2 separate regions of the Homo sapiens genome follow, and region 2 is linked to region 1. A link is a loop called in an ENCODE intact Hi-C map of the cell type or tissue named here. Cell type or tissue: heart right ventricle. All regions are shown on one strand.

Region 1 (8,000 bases):
GATGATGGTCAGGTTATTCAAGATAATGATTATGTTTTCTAGATGATTTAAAATGAAGTTCAACTTTTATTATCTTCCCTATAATGATATTTGTAGTCTTTATGTTCAATAACAAGCTGTCAGGCTGCCTCAGTTTAAGCCAAGGCATTTTCTTATCAAAACCCATCACAGAAAAAGATACAATCATGAAACCACAGATTCTTGTAGCTCTTCACAGTAAACTTTAACTATGAATAACCTCTTGGATTATTAGCCGATTGTGATTACATTTATATTATTTGCTCACATGCTTTGTCACTTTAGAGCCCTGAAAACCCTGTTCATTGTTGCTAGGAGATGGGTGGCTATGGCAACAGTGTGGGTCAGAGCCAGATGGAATGCCTAAAGCATAATCAGGTTTAGGCTTTTTTTTGATCTCCAAATGACTCCATGGCAGTCCTGAGCACGGAAGCCCCAAATCACTGCCTCTTCAGCTTGTTTCAAAAGGTATGCCACATGGTTTCTCCTCACACATCAGCTCTCCCCATTAACAAGTGTCTTTCTGGTGCTTAACTAGACACCAAGAGTTGTCTGAAAAAGAAAAAAGCTGGATAACAAGGGGGATTATCACTATTTAACTGTGTTTTCATACTGTTATTAATTTAGTTCAGATCTAGTGCCATATGCTTCTCTTCATCATTCCACTGAACTCCTAGTGACTTTCATGGAAGTTCCACACAAAGAATGAGGGCGACATATGGTTCTAATAGTGGTTTGTTCATTCCTCTAAGATTGATGGGTATTTTAAAGACATTAATCATTATATTTAAGACACCCTTTAATTTCTTCAGAAGGCCGGATCTTCACTGATTTATAGGAGTCCTTACCACACAGCCATACCTATTTTGCTTTTCTTTTAAAACTTGGCATCAAGAGAAAAATATTGACATGTTCCTCTTATAATAAAGTAAAAATGTAACAAATTAAAGTTATAAATAATGGTAGGAATTTATCTATTATTCTAAAAATAACTTGTTTATTGGACCACAAAAGTCCTAAGCAATTTATTCATCATTTTCATTGTGTCTTTCTTCCTCAAGAAATTCCCCCTCTTACCTACAACAAATCCACACTCTGGGCCTCGTCTTCTTCCACCTGGACCCCATCAATCCAGCCAGCATAATTTATTCCCCTATACAAATCTTTCCTCTGATCAGATCAGAAGAATTATCTCATTACCTCTCCCTTCCTAGTCTCACCCCTTGCAACTATTCCCTCACACAGATTATCTCTATTTCTGTATCTTTGCTCCTGCCATGTCCTAAAATGCCTTTTTCCATCTTGAATACTCATATTTGTTCAAATATTTATCAGGTACCCTCTAGGTACCTGGCCCCTGTGCTAGGTGCTAGTATCTAAAAAGAGCATAATGAGAGCTCCACACTATCTAACAAGGGTAACGGGATTCATAAAATTTAACAATGGATGTTGTTTTTGAAGTCACTTCTTTACTACATGCAAGACTCATTTAGACACTATTCCTTATTTAGTGCTCATAATAACCCTATGTCGTTATTATCATTCACAACCAACAGATGAAGGTACTCAGGCTCAAGAGTGTAAAGGATTTGCCCAAGGTCAAAGGGCCCAGTAGCAGCAAAATGAGATTGGAACCGAGGTCTGTCTTACTTCAAAAATGATACCAATTACTCCATTGTTGATGAGATATTTCAATAATGTAAATGTGTATTATTCCAGGCTAGAAGCCACTAAGGGAGACAGTGATCAGCTCCATTTGGGAGGGTCAGGGAGGAGTTCCTAGGGACAAGGATGAAGTTAACTTATAAATAAGGAGTTTGACAGTGAACATAGTAGAAAAAGGACGTTTTAGGACAGGAGATAAATGATAAACTTAGAACTTAAAGCCCTTTTTAGCTTCTTTTGATATCAATCCTCTCCGTTCTCCCATTTTCCTTTCTCAAAGTGCAAGTCAATACCTACCACTTCCATAATGCTGCTAATCTGCGTGTTAACCCTTGTTCATCTCTTTCTCTTCTAAACCCTGATGCCACTTGTTTTGCAGCAGCTCCTTACACCTTTATCAGATACTGTCTTGTGCTGCTCTCAGTTTTCCGGACCATACAAACGTGGAGGGCAACGGTCACACCTTTGATCTATTTTGTATCTTCCAAAGCTGTGTCAGAAACATAGTAGATGATCCATGCATGCCACTTCTTGGCCATAACTCTTCACATCTGTGTTTGGCTTTATAGTTTGTAAATTCTTTCATTTATGTAGTCTTCTTAGATCCTCAAGATAACTCAGTGAAGTATGCTTGCTTGCTGTTTTTAATCTCAACTTAACAGATTTAAGGAAATGGTAATTGAATAGGTAATTGCAAAACCCAGGGTCACCCAGGTGATAAATGATACATCCAGGAAAAGAATGTGTTCTCTCCCCTATGCAAATGATTGATAGGTGGATTGACTTCCATGCTTTAGCAGATGTGTCAAATTTCACATCCGCATTAACACTTCTAATCCTGTAACGTAATTCTGTCTTTTTATAGATGTCAAACTGGTTTTATCTCAGAAAAGGGAACTGCAAAATACTTTACTTATGCTATCAAACCATTTTGATAGTTGAACCTTGAGCAAAAAAACAGATTTTTGAAATTGTGTGTAGAGTAGCATAGTGGCTAGTCTCATTCACATGAGATTCCTGGAAGAACCAGATTAACAAGCTTCGTACTGACTGTAAACAGCAGGTGAGTATTTCTCAGCCATCTGCTGACTTATCCAGTTGAGAGCCCTTGAGAAAGTCACTAACATGATCATGAATGGCATGAATGGTCCTGTGCATTAATCAAAGACTGCAGAGAAGTAACCAAATTAGGCTCTCCCTACTGAAAGCTGGGTGCACTGCCAAAGCCCAGAGGGAGGGTACAATATAGGATAAAATGTCTCCTTTATTCAATGCAAAACTTGCTTTTCCTAAAACGAAAATGACTCTCAGCTAGTGGCCCTAAGACTATCCACTAGCTGTAGTGTGTGTTCACAAACACACTTCCTGAGTGAAGGCAGGAGTCCTAAGTAAGACCTTTACAGGGTCTTCTTGGCAAAACACTGTTTTATACCATTAGAAGTGAAACCTGAAATTTCCTTGACATCTTTAAATAGTAAGCCAGCAGGTAAACATGTTATAAAGCATTCCCTGAGTCTCAGAGGGCTTCTTGGATCTTCCATCTAGCCTTCTCTTCTGCCCCTGACCCAGAGACAATTCTCCAACACTGACCACTGGGACAGAATTCAAAGGAGGTATATAAGTTCCACTTACTGGTGATTTTGTTTAGCAGTGTGTCTGCATTTAACACTTTCTGCCCCCATTCCCTTCCTTCTCTGTTCACATTATTCTGCACCTGCTGTTCTATCTAGCCAATATATCAATTTCAGAGGAGGAATTTGTTGTGGACATTCTTTTTTTTTTTTTTTTTAGACTGAGTCTCACACTGTCACCCGGGCTGGAGTGCAGTAGTGTGATCTTGGTTCACTGCAACCACCGCCTCCCAGGTTCAAGCAATTCTTCTGCCTCAGCTTCCTGAGTAGCTGGGATTACAGGAGCCAGCCACCACACCCAGGTAATTTTTTGTATTTTTAGTAGAGATGGGGTTTCACTATGTTGACCAGGCTGGTCTCGAACTCCTGACCTCGTGATTCACCTGCTTCGGCCTCCCAAAGTGCTGGGATTACAGGCGTGAGCCACCATGCCCAGCCCAGGCCTTTTGTTTTAATCTCCCTACAGCCCCCTCTCCAGAATCTTGGTGCACTACTTTATGTATAATATATGTTTATAATATTACATAAATAATATTCACTAAAGGTAAGACTGTATTTAATTGAGGGGAAAGAAAAATAAAATTAATTAAAATTGGTTTTTAAAAGTATGAAAAATATCCAAACTCACTAGTAGACGACAAAAAAAGTCGTCTTCTTTTATAGTAGACAAAAAAGTTATATACAACTTTTCCCCTACATACTTGGCAAAGATTTTTAAATTTCTTTTTTCCTTCTTTTTAAATTTATTTTTTATTTTGTAATGTGACTTCTCAGTAGTACATGCAAGAGTACCATGACCCAGGACTGCAAAAGTCACTTTATAAGTAAATTGCCAGAAGTTATTCAATCTTGATCAAATTCTTAACGGCATGCTCTTCTTGGTTTCATCACCAGATACCTGCCCCAGAAATCTCACATCTTATCCTGGACTTTGTCACAACAGCTTTCTAATTTTCACCTGTTCCAGTCTCTTTTGATTCTGGTGGTGATTTATTCCTCTCTACTGGAGTTCTCAGCCATCTAGTCCATACAAACTGCACCAAAACACAAGAGAGATCAGAGCCCCGCTTTGTACATGGCCCGCTCCCCCGTCCATTCCAGTTTCCTGCCCTCTACTGGCCATGACGGTCATCACAGTGCCCTCCTCATTCCTAACTTTTAAATACACTTGAGACCGCCTGATTAATCTTGCACTAAGAAAAACAAAACAAAACAAACAAAAAACAAAAACAAAACACTCACATACAATGTTTTTAATGCTTGAAAAGTACCGGAACAATTATTTTTTCAACCAATGTAACCCAGGTGTGGGATATTTTGGGGATGGGGGTGGCAGGGAGAGGAGGGGTGAAAATCCTCCTGTATCCGCAAATAAGTTATTGGCAGAAAGGCATTAACGTGACTTACAAAGACTTCAATTAGTTCTCAAAATACCTCTTTCTTACACTGCCTTCTCTGCAATTTTTTTTCAATGAAGAATACATTGTGTTCTTCCTTGGAAGGCCACGGAAGCAAGAAATGAGATGAAAGCCGCACACGTAGTGTGCATCCATGTTACCTTGGAAATTATTGAATGTGCTTCTCCCCGAGTTTCCTTTCCTTTGAGTTTCAAGTTGTTATAAATGTTACTTTCCATAGACTACTAAGGATCTCTTTAAAGTGACCTGTCCATTTTCAAATCATCAAACCTATTTTTTAAAGATGGCAGGAATATTTTGTCACAGCATTTAAAAATACATCTTAATAGAACTATTACAGTAGCGTGCATGGCTGAGTTTTCTAAATTGCATTCTGCAAGTCTCATTTTTATTTATGTCAAATTGAAAATACAAATTGTAAATACAAATGAAACTTCTGTGGTCTGAATGTTTGTGTCTTTCCAACACTCTTAAGTTGAAATTCTAACCCCCAAAAAAACTTACCACGGGAGGAGACAAGATGGCCGAATAGGAACAGCTCCGGTCTACAGCTCCCAGCGTGAGCGACGCAGAAGACTGGTGATTTCTGCATTTCCATCTGAGGTACCGGGTTCATCTCACTAGGGAGTGCCAGACAGTGGGCGCAGGTCAGTGCGTGCGCGCACCATGCGCGAGTCGAAGCAGGGCGAGGCATTGCCTCACTCGGGAAGCGCAAGGGGTCAGGGAGTTCCCTTTCCGAGTCAAAGAAAGGGGTGATGGACGGCACCTGGAAAGTCGGGTCACTCCCACCCGAATACTGCGCTTTTCTGATGGGCTTAAAAAACGGCGCACCACGAGATTATATCCTACACCTGGCTCGGAGGGTCCTACACCCACGGAGTCTCGCTGATTGCTAGCACAGCAGTCTGAGATCAAACTGCAAGCGGCAGCTAGGCTGGGGGAGGGGCGCCCGCCATTGCCCAGGCTTGCTTAGGTAAACAAAGCAGCAGGGAAGCTCCAACTGGGTGGAGCCCACCACAGCTCAAGGAGGCCTGCCTGCCTCTGTAGGCTCCACCTCTGGGGGCAGGGCACAGACAAACAAAAAGCAGTAACCTCTACAGACTTAAATGTCCCTGTCTGACAGCTTTGAAGAGAGCAGTGGTTCTCCCAGCACGCAGCTGGAGATCTGAGAACCTGCAGACTGCCTCCTCAAGTGGGTCCCTGACCCCTGACCCCTGAGCAGCCTAACTGGGAGGCACCCCCCAGCAGGGGCACACTGACACCTCACACGGCAGGGTATTCCAACAGACCTGCAGCTGAGGGTCATGTCTGTTAGAAGGAAAATTAACAAACAGAAAGGACATCCACACCAAAAACCCATTTGTACATCACCATCATCAAAGACCAAAAGTAGATAAAACCACAAAGATGGGGAAAAAACAGAACAGAAAAACTGGAAACTCTAGAAAGCAGAGCGCCTCTCCTCCTCCAAAGGAACGCAGTTCCTCACCAGCAACGGAACAAAGCTGGATGGAGAATGACTTTGACGAGCTGAGAGAAGAAGGCTTCAGACGATCAAATTACTCTGAGCTACGGGAGGACATTCAAACCAAAGGCAAAGAAGTTGAAAACTTTGAAAAAAATTTAGAAGAATGTACAACTAGAATAACCAATACAGAGAAGTGCTTAAAGGAGCTGATGGAGCTGAAAACCAAGGCTTGAGAACTACGTGAAGAATGCAGAAGCCTCAGGAGCCGATGCGATCAACTGGAAGAAAGGGTATCAGCGATGGAAGATGAAATGAATGAAATGAAGAGAGAAGGGAAGTTTAGAGAAAAAAGAATAAAAGAAATGAGCAAAGCCTCCAAGAAATATGGGACTATGTGAAAAGACCAAATCTACGTCTGATTGGTGTACCTGAAAGTGATGGGGAGAATGGAACCAAGTTGGAAAACACTCTGCAGGATATTATCCAGGAGAACTTCCCCAATCTAGCAAGGCAGGCCAACGTTCAGATTCAGGAAATACAGAGAACGCCACAAAGTTACTCCTTGAGAAGAGCAACTCCAAGACACATAATTGTCAGATTCACCAAAGTTGAAATGAAGGAAAAAATGTTAAGGGCAGCCAGAGAGAAAGGTCGGGTTACCCTCAAAGGGAAGTGCATCAGACTAACAGCGGTTCTCTCGGCAGAAACCCTACAAGCCAGAAGAGAGTGAGGGCCAATATTCAACATTCTTAAAGACAAGAATTTTCAACCCAGAATTTCATATCCAGCCAAACTAAGCTTCATAAGCGAAGGAAAAATACAATCCTTTACAGACAAGCAAATGCTGAGAGATTTTGTCACCACCAGGCCTGCCCTAAAAGAGCTCCTGAAGGAAGCACTAAACATGGAAAGGAACAACTGGTACCAGCCACTGCAAAATCATGCCAAAATGTAAAGACCATCAAGACTAGGAAGAAACTGCATCAACTAACGAGCAAAATCACCAGCTAACATCATAATGACAGGATCAAATTCACACATAACAATATTAACTTTAAATGTAAATGGACTAAATGCTCCAATTAAAAGACACAGACTGGCAAATTGGATAAAGAGTCAAGACCCATCAGTGTGCTGTATTCAGGAAACCCATATCACGTGCAGAGACACACATAGGCTCAAAATAAAAGGATGGAGGAAGATCTACCAAGCAAATGGAAAACAAAAAAAGGCAGGGGTTGCAATACTAGTCTCTGATAAAACACACTTTAAACCAACAAAGATCAAAAGAGACAAAGAAGGCCATTGCATAATGGTAAAGGGATCAATTCAACAAGAAGAGCTAACTATACTAAATATATATGCACCCAATACAGGAGAACCAAGATTCATAAAGCAAGTCCTGAGTGACATACAAAGAGACTTAGACTCCCACACATTAATAATGGGAGACTTTAACACCCCACTGTCAACATTAGACGGATCAACGAGACAGAAAGTCAACAAGGATACCCAGGAATTGAACTCAGCTCTGCACCAAGCGGACCTAATAGACATCTACAGAACTCTCCACCCCAAATCAACAGAATATACATTTTTTTCAGCACCACACCACACCTATTCCAAAATTGACCACATACTTGGAAGTAAAGCTCTCCTCAGCAAATGTAAAGGAACAGAGATTATAACAAACTATCTCTCAGACCACAGTGCAATCAAACTAGAACTCAGGATTAAGAATCTCACTCAAAACCGCTCAACTACATGGAAACCGAACAACCTGCTCCTGAATGACTACTG
Region 2 (8,000 bases), 360 kb after region 1:
CTTGGGAGCTTTTGTTTTTCTTCTTTAATAGTAGCATCTATATGGCTCTGTAGGATACGTCTCTGTCTGTTTTTCTATTTTATTTTTAAATAAAATAATCTCCCCTTTCCCATCCCCACCTTCTGACTTTATCATTTAAGAATTTACAAGGTAACAGACATTGCTGCAAACTTTACCCAATTCTGTTATTGTTTGCTTTTTTTCAGGAAAGGGAAGTGGAGGCTTAAACCTTGGTAATTTCTTTGCAAGCCGTAAGGGCTACAGTCGAAAAGGGTTTGACCGGCTTAGCACTGAGGGCAGTGACCAAGAGAAAGAGGATGATGGAAGTGAATCAGAAGAGGAGTATTCAGCACCTCTGCCTGCGCTCGCACCTTCCTCCTCCTGAAAACCAAGCTTTGATTTAGATTGAGTAAGATTTACCCAGAATGTCAGATTCCTTTCCCTTTAGCACGTTTAAAGTTCTGTGTATTTAATTGTAAACTGTACTAGTCTGTGTGGGACTGTACACACTTTATTTACTTCGTTTTGGTTAAGTTGGCTTCTGTTTCTAGTTGAGGAGTTTCCTAAAAGTTCATAACAGTGCCATTGTCTTTATATGAACATAGACTAGAGAAACCGTCCTCTTTTTCCATCATAATTCTAATCTAACAATGGAAGATTTGCCCATTTACACTTTTGAGACTTTTTGGTGGATGTAAATAACCCCATTCTTTGCTTGAACACAGTATTTTCCCAATAGCACTTTCATTGCCAGTGTCTTTCTTTGGTGCCTTTCCTGTTCAGCATTCTTAGCCTGTGGCAGTAAAGAGAAACTTTGTGCTACATGACGACAAAGCTGCTAAATCTCCTATTTTTTTAAAATCACTAACATTATATTGCAATGAAGGAAATAAAAAAGTCTCTATTTAAATTCTTTTTTAAATTTTCTTCAGTTGGTGTGTTTTTGGGATGTCTTATTTTTAGATGGTTACACTGTTAGAACACTATTTTCAGAATCTGAATGTAATTTGTGTAATAAAGTGTTTTCAGAGCATTAGCTGTCAGTGTATTTTCCAGTTTTTGCGTATTTGCAGATTTTACATACAACTTTTATAATAATTACACAAACCCACAAATATTAGTGAAACTTACTCGATGTCTTCAACTAAAAGAAATGTGTGTATTGTACAAAATTTAGAAGATACTTTAGCCAATATAAATTAAAAACCAGCCTGAGTTTACATAAATTTGTAAAGTCAGGCTCTTCTAAAATCCAAAGAGGGTTTTTGCCTATATATCAATCAGAGGATAAATACTTTAATAAAAGGTAATCACAGCTAAGTGGATACCTGTGTCTCAAATTACATATGCAAATGATCCATCAGTAGGGATCACTAATAATAGTTTTCCTTTTAAAAAATAATTTCAGGGCAGGTACAGTGGCTCAAGCCTATACTTCCAGGACTTTGGGAGGCCAAGCAGAAGGATTGTGGGAGGCCAAGCAGAAGGATTGTTTGAGCCCAGAAATTCAAGGCTGCAGTGAGCTATGATCAATCCACTGTACTCCAGCCTAGGCTACAGAGTGAGATCCTTTCTCTAAAATAAAATACAATTTCCATGTATCCATAGGAATATATTCATCTTTTACAGTGATTGCAGATTAGTTTTAAAACGTCTTTTTCGTAATTCGTCAATGCAAGTTAGTAAGAACCAGATAATTTTCCATTTTAAAATGATAGGAATCTAAAACTCTTTTTCAAAAATGCCAACCTGTTTTTCCGGCATCATAGTAGTTGGAATAATACAGATATAATTGACTAATCATAAAGTACATGAGAGTACAGAAGGGAAATTTGGAAACGGTAAGTCTGCTAGGGCATTACAATCCTGTCCTAGCACTCCACCTTTATTCTGCCAACCTGGGTTAATTAAAGATGGTAGCCTGGAAAGTAATGAATGACATTGACTTCAGGCAATCTTTCCACTGATTATTCTTGGCTGAACTTCATTTATCGAGTCAGAGAATGCACTGCCTGAGAAATGTCCCAGAGGAGTGAATCCTAGGCCTGGCCACAGTAGAATCGCCTGGAGAATTTAAGAAAAAAATTGTTGGGCACTCACTCTTTCCAGTGATCTTTATTTAGTTGGCTTACAATGGAATACAGGTATGGTTCATGTTTTTAAATTTGTCCAGGTGTTTCTATTGTGCAGTCACAGTTGAAAACCATTGTCTTCGAGAATAGCTATTCTATCTTGCCAGTTACAATAAGTGGATAGCTATATTTTCACATAAATTATAGTTTACAGATGTTTGGAGGGGGAAGACAGGATCTGAGGTGTTTTGATATGACTGTTAGCACCAAAATCTGAATGCCTTAATTGTTGAATGTGTTAAATTGGATAATTAAAATGGGCATAAATGACTTATTAAAAAAGCAAAGGGAAACAGCTGTGCTTTCATTTTTTCTTCTATTAAAGTACCTTGAAAATTTGATTTGGGAGAGTTAAAAGAATAGCTTGTCATTCACTGAATTGGCCCTGAATTATCATTTGCATAAAATCTTTTGTTCTAAGCTTTCCTCTTTAGTTTATTAAATCAGCATATTATTTTTCAAAATTACCGTGCATCTTTTAACTCTCATCCAGATGTTATATAAAATCAAATATTTAGGAAACTGAATGACAATTAAATCCATAGAATCTGTATTAGTGCTTGTTTCCCAGACTGTCACCTACATGTAGCTCAAAGTTGATGTAGCCTGTAGCAATACGTCTCAAACTTTAATGTGGGTAAGAATCAACTGTGAGTACTTATTTTAGAAGTACTAATTTGGTCCCTTTCCCATAGTTTCTGATTCACTGCACTGGGTGGGTCCTAGAAATCTACATTTTTAAGAAGCATTCCTGGTGATTTGAATTCAGGTGTTCCATGGTTCATCTCCAAGAAACATAGTGCTACAGAGAGTAGCTGAACTTTAAAACATTCTTAGGCACAGGAAGTTAATATTCTCAAAGATGTGGTCTCTGTAGAGTGATGGTTAGGCCTAGAAGTCATCAACCCCAGTGCCTCAAACTCAATTCATGAAAAATCCCATATGCAAATTATCTTCAGGGCCAGAACTTAGCAGCAGCTTCTTCCTTTAGTCCCCTGATGCTCTTTATTCCACTAGGGAAATAACTTAGGTGCATAGAAAGGCCACTAGTGGCCTCCCTAGAGGCCTCCTTTTTATTTTTGAATCACATCTAAAGGCTAGAATAAGCAAATCTATTTGGAGTGTTTTTATAGTATCATGATTTAATTAAAAGAACTTAATCATTGATGATGGTAAATATGATTCCTGTTCATAGCCTTAAAAATTTTGAAACACCAAAACACAAAGATGTCTATCACATATCCAAAGTACTGATATAAAAAAAGGACGTGAATTTTTCTGGGTTTCAAAATTGAGTATACACTGTACTATCATACAGAAAGGATTTACCAATGAAAACCTGGTTTAAAAAAAGTGCTCTTATTCAGATATACCAAGATATAATACAAAATAGGAGCTTATAAAAAACAAGTATGACAATAGAACTCTTTTTGTTTTTGAACAAAAATGCATTTTATACAAACTCCCTTAAAATGAATAAGTCATATAAGAATGCTGTATTTGAGGACACCGTGCCAGTCTGGTGTTAGCTTCCAGCCCTCATTGTGGAAGGTGACAGCAGTCATGGTGATATTTGAGCAGATGAGAGCCAATGTGGGCATGTTGCTCCAGGGTATCAACAGGAACAATCCTGAGAAGCTGGCCACCCTGGAGTGCTACGTGGAGATGCAGGCCAAGGACACTGCCTATGATCTGGAAGCCAACCCAGTTGTCCTGAAGCTGTACCAGTCCAACCCAGTGTTTTTTCAGACCACGGACACTGCCCAGATCCAGCTGAAGGCCCTCACCAACCTGCCACATACCAACTTCACCCCGTGTAAGTGCATGATTGGCCAGGCACATCAAGAAGAGTGGCCATCTGACAGATTTTGTATCTCAAGGACCTGCTGGAGACCAGCCTCTTTCAGGCCTTCTGGGAAGCCCTGGATGAAAACGTGGACCTCTTGGAAGGTATAACTGGCTTTGAAGACTCTGTCCGAATGTGTATCTGCCCTGTCGTGGGTATCACTTACCAGCACATCGACCACTGGCTGCTGGCCGAGATGCCTGGGTATCTGTCGGACAGCCAGCTGAAGGTGTGGATGAGAAAATACACCTGGAGGGCTGATGAGTCCCAGCAGATCTTCATCTGTAGCCAGGAAGAGAACATTAAGCCCAAGAACCCTGTGGAGAAGATAGACTTTGACAGTGTGTCCAGCATCATGGCCTTCTTCCAGTAACTGCAGGTGTTTAATAAAGATTTGTTGACTTAAAAAAAAAGAATATTATATAATTCTTCATGCCTTCAAAATATACATATATTGTCTAGAAAACTGATGGGTAAGTTGAGTCCTTTCTGATGCTAGTTCTAGCCTCGTACTCCTTTGCCTAATAATTTTACCTTCTCAGCAGGAGATTTCTCATGATGAAAACTCCCTGTAGTTGTGATTCTCTGCTTTGTTTATTTGGTAATTAACTTGTCCTCTGTAATTGGAAGAGTGTCAACCATGCATGTAGCTAGAACAACACAATTGCACTGGTTCTTACAACTCACTTATACTTCCAGATAAGGAGACAGCACTATTCAATAGAATGGCCCAGTCTTAGCCATTCTTTTGAGTTTGCAAAGAACACTGGGTTAAGGTCAGAAAAGATCTGAAATTTTGAGTTCTAGATTTGATTATTTTACATACCATTGTCTTAGGCTTCTTTAGTAATCACAAACAAATTCAAACAGGTTTAAGAACTAAACATGTTCTTGTTATAAATTCTTGTTATTAAGAATTACTATATAATAAATGAGGAAAATAACAATTTATCAATAAAAAATATTATTGTTTGATTCATATAACTGAAAAGCCCAGGCATGGCTAGATCCAGAGACTCAGATGAAACAAACAGGATTTGGCTTCCCTCTCAGTTTGGCTTGCTTCTATATAGGGTTTACCTTCATTCAGACTCTCCACATATGTGGTAATGTCAGAGGATCCAGCCCGGATCCCATGCCTGCCAAGGGCAAGCCAGGCACAGAGCAGCAAGGGGTGCATGAGTGAGCGAGTATGGGGTCCGGCCACTGCGCACTGCCAGGTATGCTGGCTGTAGCAGGGCAGGTAGCTCTCAGTGCTGGCACAGGTACTGGCTCCCTGCAAGGCTGCAGCTGCACCAGGCATACCACAAATGGCTTCCACTGTGGGCACTGGGGAACGCAGTGGGGCCCAGAAGCTTGGAGAGGCCAGGAACTGCAGAGCCCCAAAGAGGGTGTCAACACCCTGGCTCGGGTGCTCCTAGGTCTGGGCTCCCTGAAGGGCTACAGCTCATCCCTCCTTCTCTCTTCTCTCCTTCTTGTCACCCACAACGTGGTAAGCAAGGGGCATGTTTCAGCTCTGTTTGTGTTACCACTCTTCAGTTCTACCATTAGGCAGGTCCCGAGTTCTTGTCTCATGTCTGAGAAGAATGAGGTATGTGGCCATCTGGAGGGTGAGTAAGGTGAAGATGTGCTTTATTGAGCAAGAGTACAGCTCTCAGGAGACCCAAAGTGGGTAACTCCTTTCTGCAGGCAGTTCATCCCAATGAGTTCAGCTCTCAGTGGAGGGGCGACCTGGAGTGGGTGAGCTCCTCTCTGCAGGGAGGTCATCCTGACATCTGCTCAGCTCTCAGCTGAGAGGAGACCCACAGTGGGTAGCTCCTCTCTGCAGGCATGTCCTCCCAATGTCTGCTCAACTCAGCTGAGAGGAGACCCACAGTGGGTAGTTCCTCTCTGCAGGAAGGTCATCCTGACGCCCTAGTACAGCTGAGTCCAGGGTTTTTCTGGGCTTTGGAGGAGAGGAAGTACATGTTGATTGGTCCATGGGCAGCCACGGGCAAGTCAGATAAAGCACCATAAGTTCTCACTCTGGTCCACGGAACTGGCACTCTGGGCCTCAGGCTTCATGCCATCCCAGGCCTGAAGGTGGAGCTTCACCAGGGACCTGCCCCTTTCTGCCCAGAAGCCTGTCTGCCTCCCTCCGCCATCAACCTGCTGTTCACCCAAACTGTTTGTGCCCGGAGCACCTGCAGGCTTGTGCCAAGCCATCCTCAGCAACCTCCCAGCCTCCCTCCTGTGCTCATTAGCACCCAAAATCCAGAGGGGGCCAGAGTGGCAGGGGGCTGGCATGTCAGCACTGCTCCTAGCATGCACACACCCAGCCAGGTCATGACAGCACCTGAGCTTGGCCTCATCTTTGCTCCAAAATTGCAGTGGGTGCCAGGAGCAGGGAAAGGCCAGGCAGTGAAAGCAGGTATTTCTAAGCCTGTGGGGGCAAGAAGGGCTTCCTAGGTCCCCAACAGTGCAGAGATGTCTAGGTCCACAGCTACGGCTGGGTGGTTACAGCCCCCTCCAACTTGGAAGGGGGCGGGGCTTCTGCTTGTTCCTGGCTCCTGTGTTCCAGGGAGCATGCAGTCCTGACTCCGCCTCCCCCATGGCAGCCAGCATCATGGCAGCCTGCTCCTAGACCGGCCACGGCTGCCATCAGTAATAAAGGTGGCAGCCAACAGTTCTAGGTTTAGATGCTACCAGCATTTACTCTGACATATATGGTTTCTCTTTCCAAAGAGTTCCAATACACTAACTGGCCTGATTTGGTTCGTGTGTATCTTAGTCAATTTTGTGTTATTATAAAATAATACCTGAGGCTGGGTAATTTATAAAGGAAAGAGGTATATATGTCTCATGGCTCAGCAGGCTATACAAGAAGCATGGAACTGGCATCTGCGTTTGGTGAGGGTCTCAGGCTGCTTCTGCTCACTGTGGAGGGTGAAGGAGAGCCAGCATATGCAGCAATCATATGGGGAATAAGGAAGCAAGAGAGAGAGGAGAAGGTGTCAGTCTTCTTTTAACAACAGGCTCTGGAGGGAGCTAATAGAGTGAGAACTCACCCCAAAAGAGGGCATTAATCTGTTCATGGGCGATCTGCCCCCATAACCCAAACACTTCCTATTAGGTCCCACTTCTGAACTTGGGGATCAAATTTCAATATGAAATTAGGTCAGAACAAACCATATCCAAACTACAGCAATGTGCCAACCCCAGAACCAGTCACTGGGGCCAGGGAAAATGTGATGCTGGATTAGCCAAGCCTCCATGGAGCCAGGGACACAGTCACGTTCCACAGTAACTACATTGATGATTCAGAAAGATTGGTTTTCCCCAAGGAAACATAGGATACTATTGCTAGTTGAATAAGAGCAGATTCTATGGAAGAAAAAAGAGTGGATATTCATTACTGTTATATTGGACCTTAACACTTAACCATAATATTTCTCAGATAATGGGGTTTAATGTAATAGCTATTTGTGTAATGTTTAAATTATTACATTAAAAAGAGACATTTTATAATTAAGTCTATACTAATGTATTTATGAAGATAGCCTCAAGGGGTCCCACAAACAATATTGAATACAAGAAGAAATGTTAAACTTTGTTTTGTTAAAATAACAATGAAAACCAAAAAATACATACACGTCCAAGAGTAGAGATTTGAGGCTTAAAAGCTATCTTTATACTATGATATCTACCCAGAAAAAGGTTGATAGAAACATCCAGTCAAAAAAAGAGACAAAGTGATCAAGAACCAAAATTTGATGTTCAGTGAATACTACTTATTGTGAAACAAACATGCAAGCAAATTACGGTGTTCTGTTGTCTCCACTTTTTACTTTGAAAATTTTAAAGCTACAGAATTATTGAAGACTTACAGTGAACACCCATATATTCCTCACTTAAATTTATAGTGCTTAACATTTTGCCATATTTTCATTCTCTCTCTCATAGATACACACACATATGTGTACATACACACTAGTTTGTTTACTTTCGCTGAACCATTTGAAAATAAGTTGCATTATGTGCAA

The links. Peaks named below come from ENCODE experiments on the same cell type or tissue, not always from the same donor. Only the 100,000 strongest peaks of a DNase experiment are listed, where the experiment ranks them.
Region 2: it touches region 1 in a loop (2.7-fold over the local background); 57 of 110 quality-filtered maps call a loop at or near these places.

The regions. Positions count from the first base shown.
Region 1 is chr5:102,665,991-102,673,990 of GRCh38, forward strand. It overlaps LINC00491 (long intergenic non-protein coding RNA 491), which reads right to left and starts at 5,474. Exons shown (of 2, transcript NR_103756.1): 1 at 5,237-5,474. It overlaps LOC105379104 (a long non-coding RNA gene), which reads left to right. Exons shown (of 4, transcript XR_948632.4): 2 at 1-486. RefSeq lists an enhancer at 1-2,209 and a silencer at 4,351-4,450. In heart right ventricle, a CTCF peak has its summit at 4,429 (motif pointing left); a DNase peak (open chromatin) is centred at 4,416.
Region 2 is chr5:103,028,681-103,036,680 of GRCh38, forward strand. It overlaps PAM (peptidylglycine alpha-amidating monooxygenase), which reads left to right. Exons shown (of 26, transcript NM_001177306.2): 26 at 207-1,036. The coding sequence ends at 385. It also overlaps the pseudogene EIF3KP1. Among named protein-coding and RNA genes, the nearest start is that of GIN1, 87 kb to the right of the region's middle. RefSeq lists an enhancer at 1-409. In heart right ventricle, a CTCF peak has its summit at 3,182; no DNase peak of the experiment used is centred here.